Regions from separate parts of the Mus musculus genome. Here regions 1, 2, 4, 5, 6 and 7 are each linked to region 3. The links are chromatin loops, found by intact Hi-C in ENCODE. Cell type or tissue: left cerebral cortex. All regions are shown on one strand. Region 1 overlaps Pcdh7 (protocadherin 7). Region 2 overlaps Pcdh7 (protocadherin 7). Region 3 holds the start of Pcdh7 (protocadherin 7). Region 4 overlaps Pcdh7 (protocadherin 7). Region 5 overlaps Pcdh7 (protocadherin 7). Region 6 has its middle 240 kb from the start of Gm22536. Region 7 overlaps Pcdh7 (protocadherin 7).

Region 1 (4,000 bases), 400 kb after region 3:
ACATGACTGAAATCCCCTGGTCATCAGCTTATTTGCAGAATAATGAAGGCTGACAGGTTGAAAGGCAAACCTCGCCAGCGATTTCTATCTGATGGTCTTAAGTACTCAGAGTACAAGCCAATGGTTAATCCAGTGCGTGTGAATTTGTAGTGGGATACTTAAGGGAAACCTTGCAAAGCAGATGCTTTGGTGAGTGTTACATTGTTGCAATCCTTTTAGCTTTCTCCTTTGCTATTGTTGCTCTTCCTTATACAATTGATTTGTTTGACTTGCAAGAGATACATTGGCCAATCTACTAAAACTTATGAAAATGAACTCCTCTGCCTGTCTTCTTTGCTTAAGTGCTGCAGAATAGCCAGGGAAACAAAATCACTGTACACACAGGAAAATCTGTTTACACCATGAAACCTATTTTCTTATGTGAGGCCAACTGCTGGCAAACTCAAAACTGAAAACATTGGCAAAAGCAAAAATGCACACAAACATAAAAAAGACTTAAATAAAAGCATGCACAGCAGATGGTGGAGATGAATAGTTGATTGTCACTGTCTGCTAGCCCCACTGTACAGTCTTTGAATTGTTGCAGTACCACAATTTTGCCATGATTTTCTAGGAAATTCTGTTGACTATTAAACTCTGATTCATGCTTTTCTTAAATCATCTGCAGGAGAGATGACATGCTAATTGCACTCTTGAATTTTTTATACTTATGAGAGTGTTAAGCACAGACAAGTTTTGCCAAAGGAGTCCAAATGTATATAATTTGACATTGTGACGGATTAATACTTAGGCATCAGAAAGGGAGTGCAATTAGACAATTTGAAATGTGACCTCCATTTTACTGTCTAGATGACTTTAAGGAGTCACAGTAAGTTCTCCCTTTCTAAAGACTCTGTAGTTATTTGGCTCACTTAAGTAAATCAAAATTTATCAGTGGACTTCAGTGGGATATGTGAAATCTCATCACAATTACACCTAATGCTAGAAAATTGTAATTAGTATTAGTTACCAATTCAGAATGTCCCAAGATAAGAACTGTATTTACAGTAGACTTTCTAAAATGTTTATAGAGCATGTAAAAAAATGACTCTTGCACTTAGAGTTGTCTGAGTTATTTTTTAATGAAAAAACTAGCCTCTGAAGTACAATTTTAAATAATGGCTAAAAGTAAAATTTCAAATGCAGGTACCATCATGTCCATATTAAAATTGAATTAGATTGTATTAAAAGGCATTTAATGGCAAACAATTTATTTTAAAATATTCAATATTCTAAATATTCTGTTGCATATGGTCTTTCTATTCTCTCTGTCTCTCTTTTTCTGTCTCTTTTGTTTTCTCTCTGTGTCTCTGCCTCTGTCTCTCTGTCTGTCTCTGTCTCTCTGCCTCTCTGTCTCTCTCTGTGTCTCTGTCTCTCTCCCTGTCTGTCTCACTCTAACTCTCTCTCTCTCTCTCTCTCTCTCTCTCTCTCTCTCTCTCTCTCTCTGTGTGTGTGTGTGTGTGTGTGTGTGTGTGTGCATGTGTGTGTGTGATGCAGAGGACAGAACCTAGCTGTGTATAGGGTAATAAAGTATTTTACAACTGAGCTATACACCAAGGCTTGATATTTTAATGCTTTGTAAAAGATGGACATTAGTTAGGAAATGAATAAACAACATACTAATGCCATTCAGTTCTGAAAGGACACAGGATTCATAGAGATGACATTAGTGGATGTGCTTGGTGAGGGGCAAAGGAGAACACAAATGAAGGGAAAGAGATCAAGAGTACAGAGGACGTCATAACCAAGACCCAGTAGGGCCATCTGTGCAGAGTCTGGAATTTATAATGAAGCTATGAAAGAGGTGTTAAAACGTAGAGAGAGTCATACTCTAATTATTGTTCCTAAATGATCCCAAAGTTGCACACGTTCTATAAATGTCACAAGTACTGGGCCACAGTGCCTGCCTCTCTACAGCTTAGAGGCAATGTGAGTTTTATTTTTTTCTAATTTTGAGACTCATGCTACCTAATTTTAGAATAGCTTAGCTATCATTGCTAAGAATCCTACAGACAAATATAACTGAAGTGTTAGGAAAGAGAAGCCTTCAGGTTTACCCTTGAAAAGTTAGTTGCTTGTGTCTTATTGGACAAAATGAAATTGGAAAATGTTGACTGGTCCTTTGAAAATACCATAGCAAAGTTGAAAGTTTTAAGATTTTCAACTAGATACTTGAAATTTAATGTCACATGATTCATGAACTGTGTAATAAGAGTAAGTTTTCCCCCTCTATTTCATCCAGTGAGTAAAATATGAGCAGTCTGTCTTTTCTCTGAGAAATAGTAATATGTACCTAGTGCCTACAGCTGCTATGAAATTTACCAAAAAGTTTGGGTCTTAAAACTTTTAAAATCAGTTTGAATAGAACTAAATAGGTCAAAAACCTTGCACAAATGTTAGAAGGCTGAAATCCATGTTTTTTCTTTCTCTGGAGTCTCAAAGAAATTATTTCCATGTCTTTGTTAGATGCTAGAGCTTTCCCACATGGTGGCTCTGTAGCCCTAACTAGCTCCTCTCTTCAGTGACAACAGTGGCAGGTAGACTCTTTTCCATTTCATTTTATTCTGATATTAGCTTTTCTTCTGCCTCCTACCTTTTCTCAATGCCCCCCTTGTGGTTATAATGAGTGCTTAGATGTTCCACAAATAATTTTGTATCTTTAAGCCTCCCTACTCACAATTTTAAGCTTTTTTTGTTCTTTTTTTTTTTTTTTGCAGGGGTTTGGGGGAGGACCTTGTTTTCCATTCATTATGTTACTTGACCTGCTCATATGTTCCAGGGATTTCCATGTCAGCATGTTTGGATGGTGTAATTCTTCCTACCACAGAAAGACTGCCAGAAGACATGTGTCCTGAAGGTTGCAGTAAACCCACACAGCTTAGCAGGGTGGACTGCAGACATTAGAGTGTGCCCAGAACTGGCTTATTTATTTATTTATTTATTTATTTATTTATTTATTTTGCTCTTTGTAGGCCTCCAGAAGGTCCATCAGTGCTGTTTTAACACTCCCCAAATAAATAGGAAGTAAATAAAAGCAAACATTTCAAAGAGAAACAGCAATCAACAGTGCAAACACATCCAGAGCTGCTTCATTGATTTTCAGCCCTACCTTTCTCTGCTCACTGAGTCTTGTTAGCTGGTCAGCAGAGGTCATTTCCTCCCTTTCCCTTTTATGTCCTGGCTGTGCACGCTGAGCTCTTCAACATTCTTGCTCTTAATCATGATTGCCATTTGCAGTGTCAACTGATCAACCTATTGACCGTAGTTGTGAAGCAGCATCCTGTAGTGTTTTAAAATTCTCCCCATGAACGTTTGTTTTCTCAGGGCCTACCCAAAGTCTCAGAACTCTAATCTCTTCACAGTACTTCTGAACTTGATGCTTACTGGAAACCTTTCTCAGAGGTTTAAGTCTTTGTCTGCCTCTTCAATCAAGACCACTAATGGAATCACTCACAAAGAGCTTGTTTTTACAGGGGAATTTCTAGCCAGAGAAGCTGCTCTGTGTGTTTTGAGAAACAGTCCAATGAGCAACCCAAAAAAGCAAAGAGATTGAGAAGGCACATGAAAAATACTCATGTCAATTATCATAATTTTATAGTTTTTCAAGATCTCTCTATTGAAAAGGAAAATGAATCAATAGCATGGATTTTGCTACTTTAAAAATTCAATTAATTGAATAAGTTCAAATTCCTGGATTTGCCCTTGTCCAAAACTAATCTTACTACATGACAATTCAATTCTTGATGTAACTTAACCTTTATGATGATTTATTTTACACTTCTGCTAAAAGTGTTTGTAGGGGAGGAAAAACAACTATGAGACATCTCTAATGCTTTGCTCACTACTCTTCTACTCAACCCTACACGTAATGCCAAATAAACTTGACTCAGTATTTGACAAAAATCGCACTTTTGCAGTGCCTATATATGTAGTAGAGCTTCATATTGCAGGAGTTGTTGTT
Region 2 (4,000 bases), 370 kb after region 3:
TGCCCTGTGTGATAGCCAAAAGGCGAAATATATTTTTGAATCCATCTTGTTAAATAGGATACACAATAGACCTTGCTATAGAAAATGACTTAAAGACTTCTTTCTGTTTCTGGGTGCTCATCAAAAACATACCCTCCAAGACCATCTTGATGTGGCTAGGTGGAAAAAGAACTTTGAATTTCCTTAGCAACAGGGGAACTTCATTTATCTGTTAGAGGTTTATTTGGAAGGTATAGAAATCATACTGCAAGTTAGAGTAAAATCTCTCCATGTATGTTATACAATATTACATGCTATACATACATTAGTTGAAGAAAAATCTTTTAACTTAAAACTCAGTAAGATTTTTTAAAGAGACTCCACTATACACATTATTACCCTATGGTATGCCATGTTCGTTCTCTCCTATAACTAACTCGTTGTCACTGTGAGCATAGTAAAGTTATAATTACTAATTATTTAAAGGATAACAATATAAGACAAAACAAACTAAGTAATATCATATGTGAGAAAGCATGAAATTAACAAAATAAGCTAATTCAATATAATAAAGGAACTAGTGTATGTCAGTTAGGTCATTCATGTTAGCCTACGAGTTCAGCTGATAACTGTGATCTGTAGGTGATATTTTACCTTCCATCCTTGCGTACGATTCATGGTAGACATGTTTTCATAAGACATGCACTGCAAGTTCATTTTCATCTCTGTGTTTGGGGACGTCTCTTCAACTGTCACATTCTAAAACAGTGATGATTCTTGTCTACTAGTGTCCCAAGCAGTACTTGAATTAATGCATGTGGAAAGAATTCTGGAAATTAGCATTGAAAAAGGGTGAATGTTCCACATATCAGAAGTACCCAGGGAGCTGAAGGGGTTTGCAGCCCCCTAGGAGGAACAACAATATGAACTAACCAGTACCCCCCAGAGCTCCCTGGGACTAAACCACCAATCAAAGAAACACACATGGTGGGACTCATGTCTCTAGCTTCATATGTAGCAGGGAATGGACTGTCTTTCACCCAGATATTACATAAGAACATGTAAAAACAAATCAATGAAGAGCTACATCACATATGTTGCCTGTCATAAAGGCTGAAAAAAATCTTCACAATGGATTTTGAGTTGAGATGTGTATTTTGTTGCTAAAAAATTGTTTTGGTTTATCCTGCAGAATCACAGACAGGTCCTACTGAGATAACAGGAAGCATTTCTGATAAACAGAAGCAAATCAGCAAGGCACACACATCCAGCCGGGGGACTGGGAGCAGTTTCACAGCATCTGTTAGAGGCAAATGGAACTTGGGAGAGCTTTAGCAAAAATCCTGCCCTGCATTCAGATACCACTGATAATGAACACATAACAAAAAATGGACGGTTCAGCTGAAGGCTGCTACTGGAAAACACTGCCTGCAGCCAAAGAACATCTCCCTTTTAATCCTTAAAAGCATCCAAGTTGAGCCCAGTGATTCATTTGACCAAAACAGCTTGCTTCAGGGATCCATTATTTGGAAGTTAGTATCAAATACCAATTTATCATACAACTTCTCTGCTATGTGCAAAGATAAGATCCTTGGGTTGAAGTACTGATGGCCAAACTGGTCATTCCAAACAAAAAGGTATAGCATCAAGGTAACAAAATAAAACAGTACACGCATTTATCTTTGCAGAGACAAAAGACCCTGACCTATAGGGAAGGTACAAATGTTAGAGAACAAACTGAATTATAGACTTGTATAATAGTTTATGATTTGCTCATGGTGGCAACTGTGGCTTTAGATATCTCTGATGCTATTTTTCTTTTTTTATTTTAGGCTATTAGTTGTGTTTATAGAAATTAGTCCCATGGTGGCATTTACACCTAGGGTAAATTATATTCCTTTGGTCTAGTGAGTCCCTGTGTGCCACCTTCACTTTCACCCTGAAGTATAAAACAGGAGTATGATTAATGGTGAGGGACCCAAATGGATCAAAGGAGCTCAATGGGTCCACCCACTAGGGGGCTATGTAGCATTTCTCTACTACTGAGAGTCTGTTCACAGCTACAGAGCTGTTCTCTGCAGCAACTTTAAAGAGCTTCTTAGGGTACAACTGTACTCATTTTATCTTACAAAATAACTTATGGAAATGGTTTTGTATATAGGTTTTTTTGTTTGTTTGTTTGTTTTGCCTTAATGAATCACTATATCATTGACTACTGCTATAAATGTTTTTTTTTCTTGGTTTTTGTTTTTGGTTTTTGTTTGTTTGTTTGTTTTTCATAGATATTGTCTCCATCTCTTGCTGTTATAACAAAGTACCGGAAACTTGTTACAGTAGTGAAGAGAAACACTTTAGTTCACAGTTCGAAAGGCTAACTGATGGAGGCAGAGTCTTGCTATGTCTTTCCAGAGTGAGATGAAGAAAGTCTGTCCACAGACTGGACAGAAGGTGTTCTTTCATTAGGTCAGGAGGCCAGATCCCTCGTGGCTCCCTCACCCCTTAAACATCTCACTGCTTTACACTTGTCTCATAGGCTGTGTTTCCAACGCACGTACCTGGGAGACAAAACTATTGCAGTATTTATATGAAACTCAAACACTATACCATCTGAAGGGAAAAGAAGCGGGTCCCTGCAGATGGCTGCACACTAGTGTATTAAGCTCTGGAAATGAAATAATCAACCGAGATGCCCCAGAGAGAGAGAGATGATGTCCTTTGTAAACAACTGAACACACTGATACAAAATGCTGATGGGATCTTGCCATATAAAATTCAGAAATTATTTTGTTGAACTTGTAGGCTGATTTGCATATCTGATTATTAGATCAATGCATTTTATTCTGATAGATTTTACAAAATAATTATTTCACTCTTGACTATAAATCAACACACTGTTGCTTGATTTTTAAAAAATTGTTCAACAGGAACGTTAAAAATGCTCAAGCATCTTCACAGGGCTGAAGGTAACGTAAAAGCTAGCATATAGGGAAAAAATCTGCCCGACCATATAAACGCCTTAATAAATAATGAAATAACTTATGTGATAGTTGTTCTTTACTTTCCCAATGCTACAACCTTTTAATACAACTTTTAATGTTGTAGTTACCCCCAATCATAAAACTCTTTTTGTTACTATTTCATAACTGTAAGTTTGCTATTGTTCTGAAATATAACAATTGTTATTGTAAATATATGTTTTCCAATGATATTAGGCAACCATTGTGAAAGAAAGGGTCATTCAACTCTTAGGGGTCATGAATCACAGATTGAGATTCAATGTCATAGTGGATTATTTCTAATAATCTGCATCCTGATTCATTTATAATATATGAAGTTTTTTTTTTTTTTTTCTGTTAAGGTGCTTGGGGAGGAATTATTTCTGATCCCCAGAGTAGCTTTAGCTTAGATGCACAAGATAGCCTCTTTCTTAAGTTTTAAGTCACCTATCCAAAATAGAAATGTGATCAAGCTTACATGAAAATACTAGGTTGGGTCACTGACTCTGGAAATAAAGAGGGGGAGGAAGCAATTGAGAGATATAAAAAGCATCTAAATGAGAATTTCCTTTCACCTTGCCTAAAATACTTGGTAAAAGTACACATACTCTCTCAATTAAAGCAAAGCAAATTTAGAATTTCTTTCAGTAGCCTATAATTATGCTACCAAAATTTATAATTTCATATACTTTAATTAAAACTGTATCTAGAGTTTTTAAAAATAAATGATTTCATTGTTGGAAAACATAGATAATAGTTTAGGAATAATCAAATTTGTTGCTCACGACTAAATTGATATATGAAAAAGGATCTTATGCCTTTGTGTGAGAAAAAACAGCAAAGTTACACTTAAATTTATTTCAACTAAATTTTTTATCTGAGAATCATCTTAGTAAGTAAGTAAGTAAGTAAGTAAGTAAGTAAGAAAGTCATCCTAGAAAGTACAGGTCATTGTTTCTTTATTCTTGGTAAGGAAATGTGTTAGTTTTAAACATTTAAAGCTTAGATAGTTGTCAGTGTGTGAA
Region 3 (4,000 bases):
TGGAAATCCGGACAGAATTGGGCATCTTTGTTAATTGCCGTTAGGAGTGCCCGGTCGTGAGCTTTCACCGGGCCAGTGTCGCGCGGATGCACGGAGCCAGGCTTGCTCACCTTTGAACTGCAAAGGGATCAAGTTCAGCTCGAGTTCCCCGCATTGAGACTGGAAGAAGCTGAGAGACTGTGCTGGAGAGAGTGAGAGAGGGGGGGAAAGGGGAAAGGAGAGGAGGGAGGAGAGAGAAGAGGAGGGAGGAGAGAAAGAGAAGGAGGGAGGGAGGGGAGGGATCGAGAGAGAGCGGGGAGAGAGAGAGAGGCTGCAATCTCCTCCCTGAATCGCGCACAGCGCTGCAGATCCCACTGCTCCAACACGCGGGCCGAATGCAGGTGAGGGAAGGCACGGACTCTGCGGCTGAGAATCCAAACTTGGGCACCGCGCGGTGCGCACGGTTCGGCTCTCGCCCCCGCGGGCGAATGGTTGCTGCGGTTTCAGGCGGCGGCTTCGTGACTAATGACCTTGCGCAGAGTTGTTAAGAAAAAAAGAGAAACCGGAGCTCTTCGGGGTGAGAAGCGACCGACTCTGGGCGTCTCTGAAGATGGCTCGGGCTGCTCTTTGGCGCGCCGGGAGCACCCGGTCGCGGACCGAGCTGTGACGCGAGGCGTCTTTTCGCTGCACCTTGCCCGAAGCGACCTGCCGTGGAATTTTTCATTCAAGATATGTTGAGTGGCTTCCCGGCTGCTTAAGAGGAGTCAGAGTTAAGACTGGCTTGTTGCTCGCCCCAGAGCCTGAAGCAGGAAGCGGTTCAGGTTTGTCTGGACCTCGGGAGCCTAAACAGAGCCTGGGTCTAGAGTGAGTAGCTGGAACGTGAATTGGACTTAACTCGAGTAGCAGTAAGGACTAACGCTGCTGTCAGGCGGGGAAGGCTGCAGGTTTGTTCTAGTCCGCTACCAGGCTCCGCCGCCCTCTTGCAGAAGCGGTTCCGGCCCCTTCCCAGGGCTTGGAGACTGGATCTCAGTATCTTCCCACTGCGGGGATGACTTTGTGGGGGCACCGAGCCCGTGGCGCGCAGTGTCCCGTGAACTGTGAGTACTGCGAGTAAACGGTGGCCGGCGAGCGGGCGATTAGCACCCATTGCATGAATTATGAAACAATAACTTTCGGAAGAAGCAGGAGGAGAAAAAAAGAAGCATCTCTAGCTGCCCCCCTCCCATCGGCCGACTCTACGCGCTACTCTGGCCCCCTCCCTCCCCTCCCTCTCGTTTCTTCCTTTCCCGGAGAGGAGGACCGAGGGGAGGGCAGGCGGCCAGCCCCGGAGGAGGGGGGTGCCGAGGGGGGTTGTGGTTAGAAGGAGCAGTAGCAGCAGCAGCAAGAGAAGATGCTGAGGATGCGGACCACGGGATGGGCGCGCGGCTGGTGCTTGGGCTGTTGTCTCCTTCTGCCGCTCTGCTTCAGCCTGGCCGCCGCCAAGCAGCTGCTCCGGTACCGGCTGGCCGAGGAGGGCCCCGCCGACGTGCGGATCGGCAATGTGGCCTCGGACCTGGGCATCGTGACCGGCTCCGGCGAGGTGACTTTCAGCCTTGAGTCTGGTTCTGAGTATCTGAAGATTGACAACCTCACCGGCGAGCTGAGCACCAGTGAGCGGCGCATCGACCGAGAAAAGCTGCCCCAATGTCAGATGATCTTCGACGAGAACGAATGTTTCCTGGACTTCGAGGTGTCGGTGATAGGGCCCTCACAGAGCTGGGTGGACCTGTTTGAGGGTCGGGTCATCGTGCTGGACATCAACGATAACACGCCCACCTTCCCGTCGCCGGTGCTCACGCTCACGGTGGAGGAGAACCGGCCTGTAGGCACGCTCTACCTGCTGCCCACGGCCACCGATCGTGACTTTGGTCGCAATGGCATCGAACGCTACGAGCTGCTCCAGGAGCCCGGGGGTGGCGGCGGCAGCGGCGAGGGAAGGCGCTTGGGGCCGGCGGACAGCGCCCCCTACCCAGGGGGCGGCGGGAACAGCGCGAGCGGCGGCGGCTCTGGAGGCTCCAAGCGGCGGCTGGACGCGCCTGAGGGTGGCGGCGGGACGAGTCCTAGTGGCCGAAGCAGTGTGTTTGAGCTTCAGGTGGCAGACACTCCAGACGGCGAGAAACAACCGCAGCTGATCGTGAAGGGGGCGCTGGACCGGGAGCAGAGAGATTCCTATGAGCTGACCCTCCGAGTGCGCGATGGGGGCGACCCACCTCGGTCTTCGCAGGCCATCTTGCGGGTGCTCATCACCGACGTGAATGACAACAGCCCCCGCTTCGAGAAGAGCGTGTATGAGGCTGACCTGGCTGAGAACAGCGCTCCGGGCACCCCCATCCTACAGTTGCGCGCCACCGATTTGGATGTAGGGGTCAATGGACAGATCGAGTATGTATTTGGGGCTGCCACCGAGTCGGTAAGACGGCTACTGCGCCTGGATGAAACGTCGGGCTGGCTCAGTGTCTTACACCGGATCGACCGCGAGGAAGTGAACCAGTTGAGATTCACAGTAATGGCCCGTGACCGCGGGCAGCCCCCCAAGACTGATAAGGCCACCGTAGTCCTCAACATCAAAGACGAGAACGACAACGTTCCCTCCATCGAAATTCGCAAGATAGGGCGCATCCCACTTAAGGACGGGGTGGCCAACGTAGCCGAAGATGTCCTGGTGGACACCCCCATCGCCCTGGTTCAGGTGTCCGACCGTGACCAAGGCGAGAACGGGGTAGTCACCTGTACCGTAGTGGGAGACGTTCCTTTCCAGCTTAAGCCAGCCAGCGACACAGAAGGCGATCAAAACAAGAAAAAGTACTTCCTGCACACATCAGCCCCACTAGACTATGAGACCACCCGGGAGTTCAACGTGGTCATAGTAGCTGTGGACTCTGGCAGTCCCAGCCTCTCCAGCAACAATTCCTTGGTGGTCAAGGTGGGAGACACTAATGACAACCCTCCTGTCTTTGGCCAGTCTGTGGTTGAGGTTTACTTTCCAGAGAACAACATTCCCGGGGAGAGGGTAGCCACAGTGCTGGCGACAGATGCTGACAGCGGGAAGAATGCAGAGATCGCCTATTCACTGGACTCCTCAGTGATGGGGACTTTTGCCATCGATCCCGATTCTGGAGACATCCTGGTCAATACAGTACTGGACCGGGAGCAGACTGACAGGTATGAGTTTAAAGTTAATGCCAAAGACAAAGGCATCCCAGTGCTGCAAGGCAGCACCACGGTGATTGTACAGGTGGCTGATAAAAACGACAACGACCCTAAGTTTATGCAAGATGTCTTTACCTTTTATGTGAAGGAAAACTTACAACCCAACAGCCCTGTGGGGATGGTCACCGTGATGGATGCTGACAAGGGACGGAATGCAGAGATGAGCCTGTACATAGAGGAGAACAGTAACATTTTTTCTATTGAAAATGACACAGGGACCATTTACTCCACAATGTCTTTTGACAGGGAACATCAGACTACGTACACTTTCAGAGTGAAGGCTGTGGATGGGGGAGATCCTCCCAGGTCGGCCACAGCCACAGTCTCTCTCTTTGTGATGGATGAAAATGACAACGCTCCCACAGTTACCCTTCCCAGAAACATTTCCTACACGTTGCTGCCACCTTCAAGTAATGTCAGGACAGTAGTAGCTACAGTGTTAGCGACAGACAGTGATGATGGCATCAATGCGGACTTGAACTACAGCATTGTGGGAGGGAATCCTTTCAAGCTGTTTGAGATTGATTCCACCAGTGGTGTGGTTTCCTTAGTGGGGAAACTCACCCAGAAGCATTATGGCTTGCACAGGCTGGTTGTGCAAGTGAATGACAGTGGCCAGCCTTCCCAGTCCACTACGACTTTGGTGCATGTATTTGTCAATGAAAGTGTTTCCAATGCAACTGTAATTGACTCTCAGATAGTCCGAAGTTTGCATACCCCACTCACCCAGGATATAGCTGGTGACCCAAGCTATGAAATTAGCAAACAGAGA
Region 4 (4,000 bases), 120 kb after region 3:
TGTACAAAACAGTCCATAGTTACAAACATATGATCATCTAACACTAGTGGGGCTTTGTAAGAAAAAATATCACGATCACTTTCCTTTCTCTGTTTATTAGCTTTCTTTCCTTTTGGCTTTTCTTTGTCACATTTTCGATATTTCTGTTTTTTTTTTTTTCCTCTCCTTTCATTCTAACATTTTGGGTATTTGTTTTTAGGTAGTGACATATTACTGGATGTCGACCTGAGAAATCATATAAGAATGAAACAGTAGTATAAAGGAGTCTCTGAAATTAAAATAGATATTACCAATGACTACATATGACATATTTGATATAATTATATATAATCCTATATGGCATATTATATTAGTGCATATAAAATTACATATTATTACAGATAGGATTTTACACATGGTAACTGTTATGTCCTATATGGTATTTATACTTATTCAATCGATTACAAGCTAATGATAATTGCTAAATATTTTGTGACTACATTGTCATATTCATTAGCAGAAGATGATACAACATAAAGAAAGGAGAAGGGAGCTTACAGTCTAGCTAACTTAAGCCAAGTGCACAGACCTCAAGCTTCATTCTTCATGTGTAAAATGGGAGTGTTTATAGTTTGCGCACATGTTGTCTGTAAGTCAAAAAATGCTTAATGCCTATAGTGAAGTCTAGCTCAAAGAAACTAATACACATCATTTCAAATCGTGCTAATAGATAAGTATGTAGTAATCTTTTTGCCCATCCATTAGATGGTATAGTCCTAGGGAGCTTTTATTTTTTAATGTCTTTTGCCATAGAAACTGGTGAGGAAAGGTAATATTTACTCAAGGTCATCTACTAAGTTATTCTTTGTCATTAGGGCTACAAGGTTTTGACTTTGCTGTCTTATTTCAGTGCATTAGGCCACAAAGTCATCAAAACAAAACAGAGGAGAGTACAAAGAGCATCATCAAAGGCAAAAGTAATAAAATCAAAGGATCCTGGAGCAGTGTGGTACTAAAAGCCCTCTGCTATCTTAGTCCACATTCTCAGACCTCTTGAAATGTTATTTGTAAAGCTTTAAAAGGCTTGACTGGAAACCTTCATGCCTTTTTAAAGACACAGCGTATCTCTTGCTGACTCATGGATGCTGAATTAGCAATTGTAATATAGATTTTTGAATATCCATCAGAAAAAATGCCAATACTTTTTGCATTGCCAAAGCCTTTAGGCATTTGCTGTTGAAAAAAGCAGTACTATGACTAGCTAAGCAGATAGCAGTTGCTATAGCAGTGATGGAGGGGAGCAGAGAAGAGAGATGGAGAAAGGAGGAGGGAAGACAGTGACAGGGAGACAGAGACAAAGGGAGACAGAGGAAGACAGAGACAGAGAGACAGAAAGAACACCTCGGAAAGAATAAGTATACTTAAAAATGGTTTGAAACGGTCAACTGATGGTAAATACAGGTATGCATTTCCGATTTCAGTGTGTGTGTGCGCATATATATATACAATATATATCTATTTCTTTGCCAGCCTATCAGGATTTCCCTGGCAGAATCAGGTAGGGATATAAAAAAGAAATGCCAGTCCGAGCATTTCCACTTGACTTTGGGGTCTTGTTTCTGCACTGCTCTGGGAGAAGACCATATTCTTCCTACTGTTTCTTTCCCGTGGGCTTGGTATGCCAGTGCAGTAACCTTAAACTTGCTTCTCTAAGTGGCTGAGCTCATCTTTTCTTCCTTCATGTGGTTTGTGGGATTTTTTTTTCTTCTGTGTTTCCCTTCACTCTCTTACCATGTAGCTTGGCTACGCTCACCATACTTCCGTTATTGTGTTATCCATAAAAAAAGAGGCAATAAATATTTAAAGCATAAAGCATTATCCTGCCCATTGTGAGGGCAGATATTTTTAAGTGAGCAATAATGAGAGGGGAAAAATGGATTTCTCCAAGCATTCTAAAGGTCTAAGCAAGCAGGGAGCAATTTGTAAGTTACAGGATCCTACTTGTCCTATTTCTGTGGAGTAAAGCCAACTTTTTTTTTCCTTGGTAGATATTTTAAGAGATGGCAAGACAGGGAAAGAAACCAAATGCATCACAAAAGCCTCCAGTGTAGCCCCAGCCATCTGCATACAGTTCACAGGACTCTTCTGTTTATTTATGAGTTGTGGAATGTGTAAAGCCAACTCCTAGCTGTAAAAGGACATACAGTTGCTCTCATGTTATTTCTTGGCCCTCCCCCCTTTTGCGTTCACTGCAGAGGCAGTGATTTTATTTCTCTTGTACAGGGATCCAGTGCCATGCAAGAGAATCCCCCATTTGAGGATATTGAAATCTCTGTGCTTGAACATTTGAAATGATAACTAAAAATTACACTGAAGGGATGAATGAAAAGATTTACATAAATGCAGTGGATCTTGATGTACATATATTGAAATATTGCACCTGTCAAGAATACTTTAGAATAGTTCTAATGTCCTCTGTAAAAGCAACAGAATTAAATTGAAGACAGAAACATTAATTTTTCTAGCTTAACTTGGCACTTTCGATATAATAATCTTAGATCGTGACAGACACAAAGAAAGAAAATGAAGGAAGCAGTATATTTTTACCTTAAGACCTCACAATGGGTTCCTAGGAAGATATTTTTTTTCCAAGATGTTTGTCTAAGGAAAATGATTGCAAATGTAATCTCAGTGTAACAAGTTCAAGGAGGTAAATTGTTTCTATGTTATAGAATTAAATGTTTATGCCATTGTTCATCTGTAGCTCTATGTCCTTTCTGATTAAAAAGGACATTATGTCATGCAGCCCCGGAACTTTCTTGATATGGTATTTTAGTTTAATCTTTCCAAAATTTCACCCTCTAGACATTCTATGATAGTTGTTTTGCTCATTTGATTTTGTGATCTCGTTGAAACATTTTCAGCCTTAAGCAGTACGCACAAATAGATAGAAAGCGTTGGTAGCTTGAATTTTTGACCTCTAAATGCAGGCTTGCAATTGCCCACTTGGAATATATGAAATAGTACTTCTTCTAAAAAATATGAGGAAGGAATCTATGGCAGGGTGTTCCAGCACAGGATTGTCTTACCGCAGATTCTCTGTATCCCCCTATGTTTTGCAGAACACAATCATCTTCTAGATATACATTCCATAGTTAGAAATTGATTGTTGTCACCCAAAAACGCCATGGCGAATTCTGTTTCTTTAAATAACAGATGAGTTATCTCTCTGACTATCAGTTTATGATCCTCACTTCTAGAGAAGTACTCAGACATTAACATACTTCTTTTAGGGGTATAGAGTCTGAAGCCACAGTTTCAATGTTTCTGTGGGAGAAAAAGCAAGGACATGGGGCATATTGTTGAGTGTAAAGATGAGGATATGGAAAATGCTAGCTAAGGATCAAAATTTCTGCTGTCTGTTGCCTCTAATTTGGAAATTATTTTAACTCTCCTTAATATAGTAGAAAGAGGAATGACTTTATTAGAAATACTGGTCTAATTACTTTCAGTAATTTATATGTAGTCTGTGTAGTGGGTAACATACTCAGAAACAACATGCCTCTAAGAACAACACCACCAACAAAATCATTGAATACACACACACACACACACACACACACACACACACACACATACACACACACACAGAGAGAGAGAGAGAGAGAGAGAGAGAGAGGGAGAGAGAGAGAGAGAGAGAGACAGAGACAGAGAGACAGAGACAGAGAGACAGAGAGACAGAGAGACAGAGAGAGAGAGAAAAGAGAGAGAGAACTACAATATAGTAAGATAAACCCCAAGATGTCTGATTTTCCTTTGCTCTAGTCATCATATACTTACATGGCAACACATATTTTCCATACTGATTGAAGGGACAGATAAATAAAGGCTATACACAGTGACCTAGTGACCTCAATTATAGAAAGAGCTTTGTAGACAAAGAAGCATGGAAGACTCATCCTGACAGGTCTACATTGCTGTAGGCTCCAGCTTGTGTTTCATAGTGTGCACTGACAGGTGT
Region 5 (4,000 bases), 320 kb after region 3:
AGTAACTTCCAGACTTCGTACAGGAAGAGGCCAGGAGCCATTTGATTTACAAAGTGGACCTCTGAAAGCTTCCACAACTTCTCTCAGATGGTGAAGGTATGAGTGAAGGGGAAAGAGGAGGAATTTGGGTAGGAGCAGAGAATAGAACTATCTGATCTTGAGAGGGCAAAAGGGAAGAAACGTAACAACTTCAAGCAAAGCTCTTGTGTGAAGGTGACACTCTCTGTGACAGAAGATGTCTACATAGTTAAATAAGTCAATAGTAAGTAATAGTTGTGTCTGCTACTACAACAAAAGAATAAGAGGTTTACGAGTGTAGCAGCTGCCACATTTGAGGGTGGCAAGAGTTTCCGCTGCGCAGAGATTCAGTCATTCTCAAGACTGACAAAGTGATAGTCTGTGAATTTTATGCAACTCCATGAAAATAGACACAACTTATGTCTACCTCCATATATGCTTGGTTTTGATATTCCCATAAAAATGACTGTTTTACATAAGTGTTATAGTTCCTGGCTTTTCATATAATGATCTCCTATGAGAATCTGTAAAGCCTGGATTCTGATTTGATATTTTGTTGACTAGTGTTTTTTTTTCTTTCCTCATTCTAGAATGTCAGTGACACCATTTTACCCTTTTATGGATTAAAAAACACATTAATGACAGAAAAATCATAAGACAATAAATTACTACCACCCTTCCATGTCACAGTTATTGCTAACTGCTAAGCAGGAAAGCAAACGAAAGAAGTGAGTATTCGTAGTAGTATAATTTGTTATCTTAAAAAACAATTATAAGAATATGAAGATAATTAACTGGTTATTTTTAGTTAAGTTTGGAAACAGTGCATGGAAAATAACTACGAGATCCACTGGGTTTTGGATCCTTTAGGGAGAATGTGGAAATGTATTTGTGACTTTTCTTTTAGCTGAAACAAATGAACACAGTACGTGGGGTGGAGTTTCGGTCTTCCCACACTTCCCCTCAGCTTGGTGTCTAGGTAGTAATGGTCAGAATGAATTGCCTGAATACTTCCTTTCACTTTTTGTCTATTTTTGCCTTTACGCTTTTCATCATTCTTCTGTGTCCTAGAAGAAATACAACCATAGAGACATTTCAAAAGGCAAACAGTCATGAAGGAATGTGTAAACTCAAGGTACCTTCTGACTGTATCCTGGCTGAGGGGGTGACACAGAACCTACTGTAGCTTTAAGAAAGAAAAGCGATTTGACTCTCTGTTCGATTGATCTGTTAGTTAGCTATTTTATTCCCCAAGGTGTAATCTGTAAATGTCTGACTTTCTGATAAAATTTGTGCTGCTTTCTTGGTGTGTCTCTTTTCTGTTTGGAATATTTGGAGACTAGATCAAAATTTTCAGGGATTATTATTATTATTATTATTATTATTATTATTTATGTGATGGCAAAGCTTCAATAATGGCAGGGTTTAAAAGGGAAGTCCACAGAATCTGTGCCTAGGAGCACACAGGCATGTGCATGTTTTCAGGGCAAACACGAATAAACAGAGGGGCATAGAGGTTCCAGGATGTGGAAATAAGCCAGAAGTCTCACCAAGAAGCCGGGCCATTCCCTGCTTACTTAGGAGACATCACCGTTTGCTAGAGGGGATGACTGCTCTTCCAAATGATGACAGCATTTAGAGGCCTTTGTCAGATTTGGTTTCTGATTTTCTAGTTTCTTACAGATGTCTGATAGTGGCACATTTTTGAATGAAGCCTTCAGTAGCAGGCAGTAATTTACTCTGTGTATCCAATTACTGTAACATACCTGTCTCCTAATTCCCAACACCTGGAGTGTTCCACTTAAACCCTGGTGTTCGACTTCCACAGGCTGCGCTTGAAAGTAACATTAGAAGAATCAGTGTTGCTAGTTCTTTTATAAGATGGGAGGTTTTTTTCTTAAAAATCATAAAAATGAAGCACAGAGATCCTGTGCTACATGAAGGAACATCAGTTTTACCAGAAGGATTTGAGGGGATGCTGGTGTCAGGTTTCAATAGCATCCTCAAGAGGGCACTGTCACCTGTTTTATATACTTTATCACTTCTGTTCTTTTATTAAGACCCCTGAAAATACTTGAAAGGAGATTTTAATCTATTTTCATTGAGAATTTAATGCTTCATCTTTTGTATCTCGCACAGTGCTGTTATCTGCAGCAACCCCTGTCTGTTCATTGTTACCAGCCATGTACTGACTTGTATATCATTATATGAGCTTTACATTACTGACATTCCACAGGTTACCCGAGCTAGGTTAAAGAGTCCAGTCTAGGCTTGTTTCCTAAGCATCTTATAGAAGATAGCCTCTTAATATGGACTTTCAACTTCCCTATTAAAACAAAGCTCATCTCACTTTGCACACTCCCTTTGCACACCCATGCTTGTTTGTGGCATTCCATGGACAACTAGCTTTGGCAGTTAGAGAACTGGAATGTGGACAAAGGGCTTCCCATGCTTGGGTTGCTGTGATGATTATGAGAGTGGTTTTTGTAAAACAGGCTAGCTTCATTCATCTTATGTTTGCAAGTTCCGCCACTGGAGTTGTTTTTATTAACAAGTTTGTAGTTTTTTTACATTAAGAGGTTGTTGAATGCTTGAAAGTTTTTCAAAGTATGTATAGTTCTTTTCATTTAATAGGAAAAGTTTTTAATATATCCACTTAAATATATTTTCTGAATCGTACATGTGAACATGTACCTAGTTTTATTACATTTTGTGCTGATTGCCTTCATTGCACAGATAAGCAGAAATTTCTAAACTATAACAGTATAGACATTTTACAGTGTTACTCTTATGATATTTATTTTCCAGTATAATAAACCATTTCTATTGCAAATAAAATTGAAGAAGGAAGACAAAATTAATCATAGCATCTATTTCCACTGTGCAAAAAAACCTATCCATTATAAATGCAACATAGGGATTTTAACCAACATATGCACTGTTTAATAATTGTTATAAAAGCAAAAGAAGCCAAACAGGTCACTATTGCTACTAAAACATTCTGTAAATAATGATGCTTATTTGTAATTAATTCTGATAAACATAGGTAGTTAAAATTTAATGGTCTTAAGGTAACAAAATAACTTGAAAGGTTTAGGGTTTTTTATATTATTTTTAAATAATATCATTTTCCAAGCTGTTGAACTTTTCTTTTCTTCATGATTTCATAAGGCCAACATAATAAACAATTGGGGGAAAAAAAACCCAGATGAAATGGACTCTAATGTTCTGGAAGATTAGGCTGATGAGTGACTTCATGTGTATTTCTTTTCTCAGCTGTTGTTAAGGATAAATATTCAAAACCAGACATACCCTCTCTATACACTGTGCTATGATGTCATTGCCAGTTTACAAGTTCAAAGTTCATGCTAGTATTCTCAAAACTTGCTCATCATGGCCTCCCTGGCTTTGCTTCTGGCACCAGCCATAGAACATGAACAGCTGCACAGGCTGGACAAACGCTTCCTGTGATGGGAGCTGCTGTCCCAGCCTCCCACTGATTATCTCATTCCTATTGCTCCATAGGCATAGGACAATTGTCATTTTACCCTTCTCTAGATGCATGGTTTAAGCTGTGCTCATTAGTAATGAGAGATAAATACAGAAATGGCAAAGAGAGAGACTATGAAGATAATATGTTAGATTTATTAGGGGGCTGATTTAGTTCCTGAGTTTTTTCCGGAGTTTATCAGTTGTGCACATTGAAACCAATGTGATTTGTAGTGTCCTGATCTTCTTATACTGGCTGTCTCCCATAAGGGCAAAGACAACTATGTCAGACACCTTTACCTGTAATGAAGCCATCTTGATCATTCCTTGTTTGAGGCTACCATTTATTTTAATTGAAACTTACTCAGAGTCAGAAATACTGTCATTTATTAGAAAATGCATTTTGCTTAGGCTTTGCACATAAAAATTAAAAGGTTTCTGTGTATGTGTGTACAGGGCTACTGACTGAATCCAATGAGAATACTTGGCCTGT
Region 6 (4,000 bases), 460 kb after region 3:
GTATGTTATTAGATTTTAAAATATTACAATAAAACCATGTGCTATGTATCCTAAATGTTTCCGTAGTTCTCCCATTAGATTACATGGTATACATTTCAGACATCATTTTTGCAGTTGGAAATCTGTACATATGCAGTCTGATGGCTGTCAACAGTTTTAAAGCCTTGGATATAGTTCTGGGAGAAGTAAATTGTACTTATGGGAAGCAGGGAATTCATCAAGCAGTTAGAAATGACTGGGCAGAGAGAGCTACAAAGGGAAGAATTCCCTGTGTCTGAGGGTGTGGTGCCCACTATTCAGTTGATCTGAAGCAGAGTGAAAAAGGCTCCTGGCTCCAGGCCCAATCTTTTCAGAGAGAGAAAGAAACAAGGAAATACCACTCTGCTTCAGAGTCAGCCCCAGAGCCCAGTGCATGCCTCTGTCTCCAGCAGAGTCAGCCCCAGAGCCCAGTGCATGCCTCTGTCTCCAGCAGAGTCAGCCCCAGAGCCCAGTGCATGCCTCTGTCTCCAGCAGAGTCAGCCCCAGAGCTCAGTGCATGCCTCTGTCTCCAGCAGAGTCAGCCCCAGAGCCCAGTGCATGCCTCTGTCTCCAGCAGAGTCAGCCCCAGAGCCCAGTGCATGCCTCTGTCTCCAGCAGAGTCAGCCCCAGAGCCCAGTGCATGCCTCTGTCTCCAGCAGAGTCAGCCCCAGAGCCCAGTGCATGCCTCTGTCTCCAGCAGTCTTTTAATTATTTTCCCCAAATCCCACTGAAAACCTAAGCACGAAAAGGAGACTCCCCTAAAAGAAATTCAACAGGATGTCACAGAAAAAAAAAAAAAAAAAACTTTTGGATGTTTCCACAGGCTGAGGAATGGGTGACAGGAAGCTGAAGAGAAAGAAAAGAAAAGGTAGAGGTTGACAGCCTTTGACTTGGGAAAAATACATCCAACTGTGCTTAGTAGTGTGTCTGAGTGTGGACAAACCACTGGGGCCTCTCTGAGTATGGAGAAACCAAATGTATTTGCATCAATTTCCACTGTGTGGGCTGAGGACATGTGCTTTACCACAGTCATCTTCTGATAGGGAAAACAAGAGCAGACTGTAAAGACCAAAACCAATTTTAGTGTTCGTAGAGACTTACTCTGAGTGCCAGAGTCTTCACAGAAAATCAGAGAGAACACAAAATATTTTGAATGATCTAAAAGACAAAAGGCCAGAGCTATCTCTTAGGAAACTTGTACATTGTATTTATTTTTTTTAACATTTAAGTTTTGGCAGTTCCGTACATGTCTACAATGCAATGTGATCACATTCACCCCTCTGTGCCCTCTTTTCTTTGATTCCCCCTGCTGCTGAGCACTCTGTCCCTCCCAGGTGGTTCTTCTACTTGCAGGTTTGCTTTGGAGTATGCAGGTCTTACTCAAGCAGCCATGGCTACAATGACCATGCCAAATGACACTGGTACTTTTTACCATCCTCTAACTCTCAGATTTCTTCAGTCCCCGCTTCCATGATGTTCACTGGGCCTTAGTAAAGGTGACGTCAATGTCCAATTTAGATCTGAGCATGCAAGAGCTACTAATTCTCAGTTCTGAGTTAGCCATCTGTTCACTGAGAAAAATAAGTTTCTCTGAACAAGACTGAGAGAAGCACTGGACTAATGGTATAAATGTAAATACTCAGAAGGCAGTTGTCCATCCTTCTATTTACCATGGCATCTACCGTAAGCTCCTATTAGTCTTGTGACATCTCCAGTGGGAGGATGTTGACTAGGTTTCTCTTAGAGAGGCTTAAATTCTGATAAAAAAGTAATTGGTTACCTCCTGAACAATCATGTTACTATTATGCCTAAAAGGTTACTATTGTAGAATTCAGGGTTCACTGCTGAGTAAGATTTTGATGCTTATTTTCATGTAGCAGTCTGTACTGCCTTTCACCCTCTGAATGCTAGCTAGTGGGAAAAAACTGACAGCTGAATTCCATCTTTAAATATCTACTTTCTAGATCCAAAGCATGTAGTGTCTTAAGCAAGTGTCTCTATTGTTTTAGGAGCTTCTGGTGGCTCCTTGACCAAGAACTCAGAGGGAAATTTTCCTATGCAGAGAAAGAGGATTTTTCATTAAAACAAACAAACAAACAAAAAACTATGACTTCTGGAACAAGCATTAACCATTCATGCAGCTTCAGACTTAAATCATTTCTAAAAGGAGAAAGTACAAACGCAAGTTTAATATTTTGTCATGGAAAAATCTATGATAGCTAGAATTTAAAAAGGGTGCATTCACTGTGGACAGCTAAGCACATGCTAGGGGTTTTCAATAGGCTTGTTAGTGACTATTGCGTTCAGCACATTACAGCAGACTCCTAATGATGCCAAGGTTCAGGTCCTGTAGGGAGCCAGGTAACGGTGTCCTGTTCCATAACCACCCAGCATGCCCCTAACTATGACCTGCTGTGTCCAAAATGCATGCTCTTTGTTACTAAAGGAGCCAGGTGTATATGGATCAGTGAAAATCCATTCTCCTAACACGAAAAATTTCTCAAGGCAGATGGTAGGTCAGTAATGCCACTTTAGTATATATAAAGGACAGCATGTGTTCTCATATTGAAAAGTAAAGTGGAGATTTATCAGATAGCCAATTGTAATTGAATACTTGGGCTAGATTCAACTGAGTTTTAGGCAGTCACCATGAAGGTTGAAGGCAGCTACGGAATTTATGACCATGCTATGATCCTGTTTTCATGATCTTGGTGACTAAAAAGTATTATTCTGTTCTTCTGTGTGAAAATGAAGTATGATAGAAATGGTGATTATCCTAATAATTCATACCCTATGTAATCTGATTAAAAAATACAATAATAAAAGTGATTTTACAAACTATTTTGATTGATATGGGAAAATTATCCAAATCATTTAAAAATATATGATTTGGTTTTTAAGCATCTGATGATAGAATAAAATTAAATGAATAAAAGTTAATAATAATATCTCCCACTTTATTATTATAATTTTTAATTTAAGTTTTCTTCCAAAGAAGGACTCTGAAGTAAACAAAGAAGACTTTTAATATCACACCTAGGATGAAAATAACTGGGAAGTTTAGCCTCTGAATATAAATGTTCATATTTTCCTAATATTTGCTCAGGGTATACATAGTACATTATACAACTAGCTCAATTATCTGCAATATTGATTTCCCACACATACATGTGTTCTATTTACATTATACTCAAATTTTACTAGTATAAATTTATATAGTTGGGTATGCAAAAGGCTATTCCTAATAATACAATGAACAGAAAACTGGATGCTCTCTTACTTGATGCCCATTGCCATAAGAGAAGAGTCAATCCTTGCTTTCACTTAGGTAGATGCTACTGAAGGCACTAAGCAGACTTTAGTCTACTGTGTATCTGAACAGAGCCATTAAAAAAAGTATTTGCTTAAGTTGCTGAATTTTATGTAAACCAAAGCAGATGAGGTTAAAACAGAAATAAACAGTAATTAAATTACCCAGAATTTTCTGGATGAAATAAAACAATTCTTTACAGTTTCTAGGTAATGGCAAAAGTGTTCCTGGCAGGCAAGAAAAGCATAATTAACGGCACAGCGAAGCTTCGCTTTCTGTTCTTTTTGGCAATTGAGTCTACTATGTTGAAAGCTGTTAAGTAGAGTATTTGGGTTTCATATTAATTTGCATTTCACTGCGTTGCTCTTTACTGTTTTGTAGGCAGGAAACAGAGAGGTCTAGGTTCAACACAACAAATTACTGTACAAAATAAGAAATTGCTAGTCAGGCATCTTCTTGTTTCTACTGTGTGTGTCATGCTGTGAGCAAAACGGAAAGGAAAAAAAAAGAGAAAGAAATTTAAAAAAAGAGAGAAGAAAAAAAAAGAAAAAGAAAAAGAAGTGTTGAGTCTTTAGAGGCATTTCAGCACCAGATCCACAGTATCAAAAATAGTCCTCAAACATGGTGGGAGTTATCTAGAAATTCAGCAGTTTGCAAACAAGTGCACTAGGG
Region 7 (4,000 bases), 150 kb after region 3:
AGAGAAATCCTTACATGGTAAGCTGCAATAAGACAATCATTTACAGAAGAACAGACTTGGAAAGGCAGAGAAAATCACCCAGAGCCAGTAGAAACAGTTTCTGAATGTGGCCCTCACTTACGAGGGCAGGGTATCTGTGGTTTGCATTCTGTTTTATAGTTTTGTTCTTGATTTTTTTTTCCCCTTACAACACTGACTTGGGCTTCTGTTAGGGGATCAAAAGTGAAATAACGCCACCCTTATGTGTGAAGTAAAACTAGGTTTCATGGGGCACAAACAGAAAAATTCTTCCATACACCTTTGCTGGTTGCTCTGTGGGTAGCATTCGAGATTCTGTTTGTTCAGGGTGATGAGATCAAATTGATATGTCAGCCCAGGCTTCTGTACAGGTCCATGGATCAGAGCTCTCTGTGGCTTCCCTGAAACACAAAGTACAGATTGAGAATTATTGCTGGTTTGAACTCTCAGTGCTGATTTGATTTGGTTGTCCCAGGTGAAATTAGCCTGTGTGTGAAGGTAGAAGTAGGTAGGGGTGAAGGTGAGGGGCCAATTTACTATTTCCCAAAGGCCCCTTCCCAGAAAACTGTTCAAGTTTTAAAGAATATCCTCCAAGCAGAAGGAGAATATGTAAGCTTTATAGTAGGGTTTCTAAGAGTCTGGGACTTTTGTCATGTACTTGAGAGCAACCAATATCAAAATATTGACAAGAAGCCATGGGATGGCCTCTTGTAGCATTGCTTAGAATGGCTTGTGCCCCAGTGTCTTTTGTGCTTTGTCGCTTGGTGTTTGTTGTGATTGTTGTTTGTTTGCTTCCTTTGTTTTTGTTGTTGTTGTTGTTGTTGTTGTTGTTGTTGTTGTTGTTGTGTGTGTGTGTGTGTGTGTGTGTGTGTGTGTGTGTTTTACCCTGAATCACATCATCTAAGGTGTTCACTCTCTGGAGGAAAGGAAAACCGTGGCCTAGAAGTGGGTGAATCCATCGAAGGCCTGCAGAGTGCTGTATTCGAACAGGGTCCCACAGAAGGCTGGGCGAGTCAAGCGAATTCCCGTTTCCTTGTGACAAACTGGAAGACAGGTTGTACAGTGTGAATATGCCAATCGGTTCCTTTTGCATTTATGGATCACCTGAGGGAAACATAGCATTCATTTTATTTCCAGCTTGATTGTGAAACTATGCAAAAAAATGTATATAAACTTTATCAAGGGGTGATGGCACATTTTTGAGTTTGAAATATGCATGATGTTTTTGAAGTTTGTTAAGTGTTTAGGCCTGTTAATCATGCTGGTGTTTCTATACGAGGACATCATAGAATGCGTCCCTGGAAAGGGGTCAAGTTTGAGGACACATTAGTTCTTATTAATAGTTCTTATCAATCATTACATGCCCTGTAGTAACTATCATTTTCACCACTCTTCATCAATCTTATTAGAAATGTATTCTGACAGAAGTAAAAATCCATGCAGTAGTCACTAGGACTCCAATTAATGACACCAGGTGCTATGGATATTTTCCTTGTGATGCTATTATACTTAGCTACGCTTTTCCAAAATTTCAGGCTTTTTTTACACAATCATCCTATTTATCCCTATTATAATGTGATTTTTTTAAGGGGAAGAAGCATGGATTTAGGCTCATTTGCATGTTAGGCTCCTACAAAATGGCACAGCTGAAACTTAAATGGTATGTCAGATTCCACAGCTCAAATTTTAAACATTATGCTGTTGACTCAAGTTTCTGGCTGACTATCCTTGCCTTTTCCTAAGCAGTTATGAGGAAGCATTGCATATTTTCTCATTTAGCTTCTTTGATGATGTTTCTTCAGTGCCTTCCATTTTATGATGTATATTCAAAGATTTCTGTTTGGGTAATAGCAATTCCTAGTGCTTCAGTTTTTTTCCTATTCTTTTTGTGCCTTGTGTGCATTTAAACAATATAACTAAATGATAAACACTCTGATGGGGAACATAATCCATGTTTATGTACGTGTGAGTGATGAAAGCCAGGGTCTAATATGGAGAATTCTTGATCCTAGGAAGAAGCTTGTTGTTTTAAGAAGCAAACAAAAGCAATTTGTTCTTTTACTCAAGAGCATATCCAATGTAAAGCTGTCAAACCCTCCAGTGTTGCAATACATCTGCATAGCCATATGTTGACAGATGTATTTGTCTGTAGCACTGGCACTCAGATGTATAGGATGACTTCTTTGTAAAGATATTTTTCTTTCTGAAACTTTACCTTTAGAAAGAGCTCATGCACAGCAATAAAAACATTAGTAAAATGAAAGCTAATTAAAAACACATAAAACTCAAAAAAAGGAGAAATGTCACTAATCACTTTTTTAGGTAGGTTGGAGAATCACATGAGAATCTTAAATCTCTTTTTGTCATGTAGCATGACAATATGACAAGGTAGAGGGCCAGTTTCTGTTGACAAGAGAACACAGATACAGTAGATGATACTGTGCTGGGCAGACAGTTGTGAAGTGACATTAGAACTTCACGTAAAAAAAATTTGTGAACAGGGTCAAAGGAAAGATGTCCAGACCTTAGCCAATAAATCGAAGCTTAGCGTACATCAACTGGAAAAAAATAATTAGGCTGAATAACATTATTACAAATAAAAGAAAGGAGAAACACTGAATGTCTTATTTGGGAGCTTTTATATTTGGCATCTCATCTTTCTTTATTCAAGACAAGAAAATGTTCCTCCTTATCATACATGGTTTCTATGGAGGTGTATTTTTAAAGCCTATCTTGACAAAGACTGTTCTCTCCATGTGTTATTCCATTGAGGAAGAACAAAAATAGCTTTGGTTGATTTCCCTATTGCACCTACATGAAGATCACACTTTGGCGTCATTTGGAAGCTATTGTCTGAGGAAGGAAGAGCTGTGAGGTGACTCATTTATACTCCCCTGTCACCTAATGATATACTTCAAGCACAGTCTTGGTTGGGCATTGACTAACCCTTTAACAGACTTTTCTGATTTAGGTGCTCCAAGTACATCTTGTTACCAGGCTGTGTACTTCATGGCAATTGTAAGCATTTTCTATGTAACCAAATCTGAGTGTCTTCTCACTCTATTTTTTCCTCTTCCTACTTCCACTTGGATATCAGTTATTATTTCCTTCATCTTTTGTCTTTTCTTTTCTTTTCTTTTCTTTTCTTTTCTTTTCTTTTCTTTTCTTTTTTTTTTTGAGACTGGGTTTCTCCTTGTAGCCCTGGCTTCCTGGAACTCATTCTGTAGACCAGGCTGGCCTTGAACTCAGAAATCAACCTGCCTCTGCCTCCCAAGTGCTGGCATTAAAGGCGTGTGCCACCATCACCCGGCCATCTTTTGTGTTTTATTTAGCTCTTACTCAGGAATTTTTCTGTTATCAAATATTGCTTATATTTCAGTAAATGTGTGGGGGAGGTTCCTTCATTTAAAAATATTTATAAAAATTAATTTAAAAAAATTATTTATGGTTACTTTATACTGCAACACCCATGGTGATTTTAAGTCTTAGGAATAGGTGAGAAATTTGAATTTGTGGGTGTAGTTAATATAATTTAGTCAATGGTGGTAGATATAACATACCCACATTCCAGAGGATTAACTCAGTAGTTTATTTTTATCTCGTGAAGACCAGCTGGCAAAGGTAGGAAGGATCATATGTTTTGGGTTTTGCTTCATGCAGTTTTTCTACTGTTCAGACTCTGTTGATCTTGTAATGCCATTACACACAAGACCTACTACTATATCCTCAAATCTAACCTGCAGAAGACATACCATCACATATTTCTCTGACCACCTTGCTACTATAATATTGGATTGATAAATACTCATCCCCGTGTTGTGACAAAAATCTAGCAAAAACAAGGAACCATAGTGTCTGGCAGGACAACTACTTTTTAATTATAAGTCTACAAATACTAATAAACCCAATTGACTTGATGGTCATCTGTCCTCTTAGGGACATTGTTCAAAATAACTAGCTTAGTGTTCTTCTCTGTCTCCAC

The links. Hi-C counts contacts between places; a loop is a spot of excess contacts. Peaks named below come from ENCODE experiments on the same cell type or tissue, not always from the same donor. Only the 100,000 strongest peaks of a DNase experiment are listed, where the experiment ranks them.
Region 1: a loop joins it to region 3, with 4 times the contacts of the local background. A loop is called at or near these places in 2 of 42 quality-filtered maps.
Region 2: it touches region 3 in a loop (2.5-fold over the local background); 7 of 42 quality-filtered maps call a loop at or near these places.
Region 4: it touches region 3 in a loop (2.4-fold over the local background); 2 of 42 quality-filtered maps call a loop at or near these places.
Region 5: it touches region 3 in a loop (3-fold over the local background); 3 of 42 quality-filtered maps call a loop at or near these places.
Region 6: a loop joins it to region 3, with 3 times the contacts of the local background. A loop is called at or near these places in 2 of 42 quality-filtered maps.
Region 7: a loop joins it to region 3, with 2.7 times the contacts of the local background. A loop is called at or near these places in 5 of 42 quality-filtered maps.

Annotation. Positions count from the first base shown.
Region 1 is chr5:58,116,226-58,120,225 of GRCm38, forward strand. All of the region lies in intron 2 of Pcdh7 (protocadherin 7), which reads left to right. Among named protein-coding and RNA genes, the nearest start is that of Gm22536, 300 kb to the right of the region's middle. In left cerebral cortex, no CTCF peak of the experiment used is centred here; a DNase peak (open chromatin) is centred at 1,889.
Region 2 is chr5:58,086,318-58,090,317 of GRCm38, forward strand. All of the region lies in intron 2 of Pcdh7 (protocadherin 7), which reads left to right. Among named protein-coding and RNA genes, the nearest start is that of Gm22536, 330 kb to the right of the region's middle. In left cerebral cortex, a CTCF peak has its summit at 2,002 (motif pointing right); no DNase peak of the experiment used is centred here.
Region 3 is chr5:57,717,736-57,721,735 of GRCm38, forward strand. Pcdh7 (protocadherin 7) reads left to right here and starts at 346. Exons shown (of 3, transcript NM_001122758.2): 1 at 346-4,000. The coding sequence starts at 1,370. 4932441J04Rik (RIKEN cDNA 4932441J04 gene) reads right to left here and starts at 184. Exons shown (of 5, transcript NR_015588.2): 1 at 111-184. In left cerebral cortex, a CTCF peak has its summit at 1,986; DNase peaks (open chromatin) are centred at 285, 1,010, 1,323, 1,631 and 5 more places; H3K4me3 peaks cover 4,000 bases; H3K27ac peaks cover 3,738 bases.
Region 4 is chr5:57,839,821-57,843,820 of GRCm38, forward strand. All of the region lies in intron 1 of Pcdh7 (protocadherin 7), which reads left to right. Among named protein-coding and RNA genes, the nearest start is that of Pcdh7, 120 kb to the left of the region's middle. In left cerebral cortex, no CTCF peak of the experiment used is centred here; a DNase peak (open chromatin) is centred at 2,069; H3K27ac peaks cover 286 bases.
Region 5 is chr5:58,038,055-58,042,054 of GRCm38, forward strand. The region is part of intron 2 of Pcdh7 (protocadherin 7); the gene reads left to right. Among named protein-coding and RNA genes, the nearest start is that of Pcdh7, 320 kb to the left of the region's middle. In left cerebral cortex, a CTCF peak has its summit at 2,019 (motif pointing right); a DNase peak (open chromatin) is centred at 3,445.
Region 6 is chr5:58,174,208-58,178,207 of GRCm38, forward strand. No RefSeq gene overlaps it. Among named protein-coding and RNA genes, the nearest start is that of Gm22536, 240 kb to the right of the region's middle. In left cerebral cortex, no CTCF peak of the experiment used is centred here; DNase peaks (open chromatin) are centred at 1,525 and 3,651.
Region 7 is chr5:57,868,957-57,872,956 of GRCm38, forward strand. The region is part of intron 1 of Pcdh7 (protocadherin 7); the gene reads left to right. Among named protein-coding and RNA genes, the nearest start is that of Pcdh7, 150 kb to the left of the region's middle. In left cerebral cortex, no CTCF peak of the experiment used is centred here; DNase peaks (open chromatin) are centred at 1,722 and 2,834; H3K27ac peaks cover 351 bases.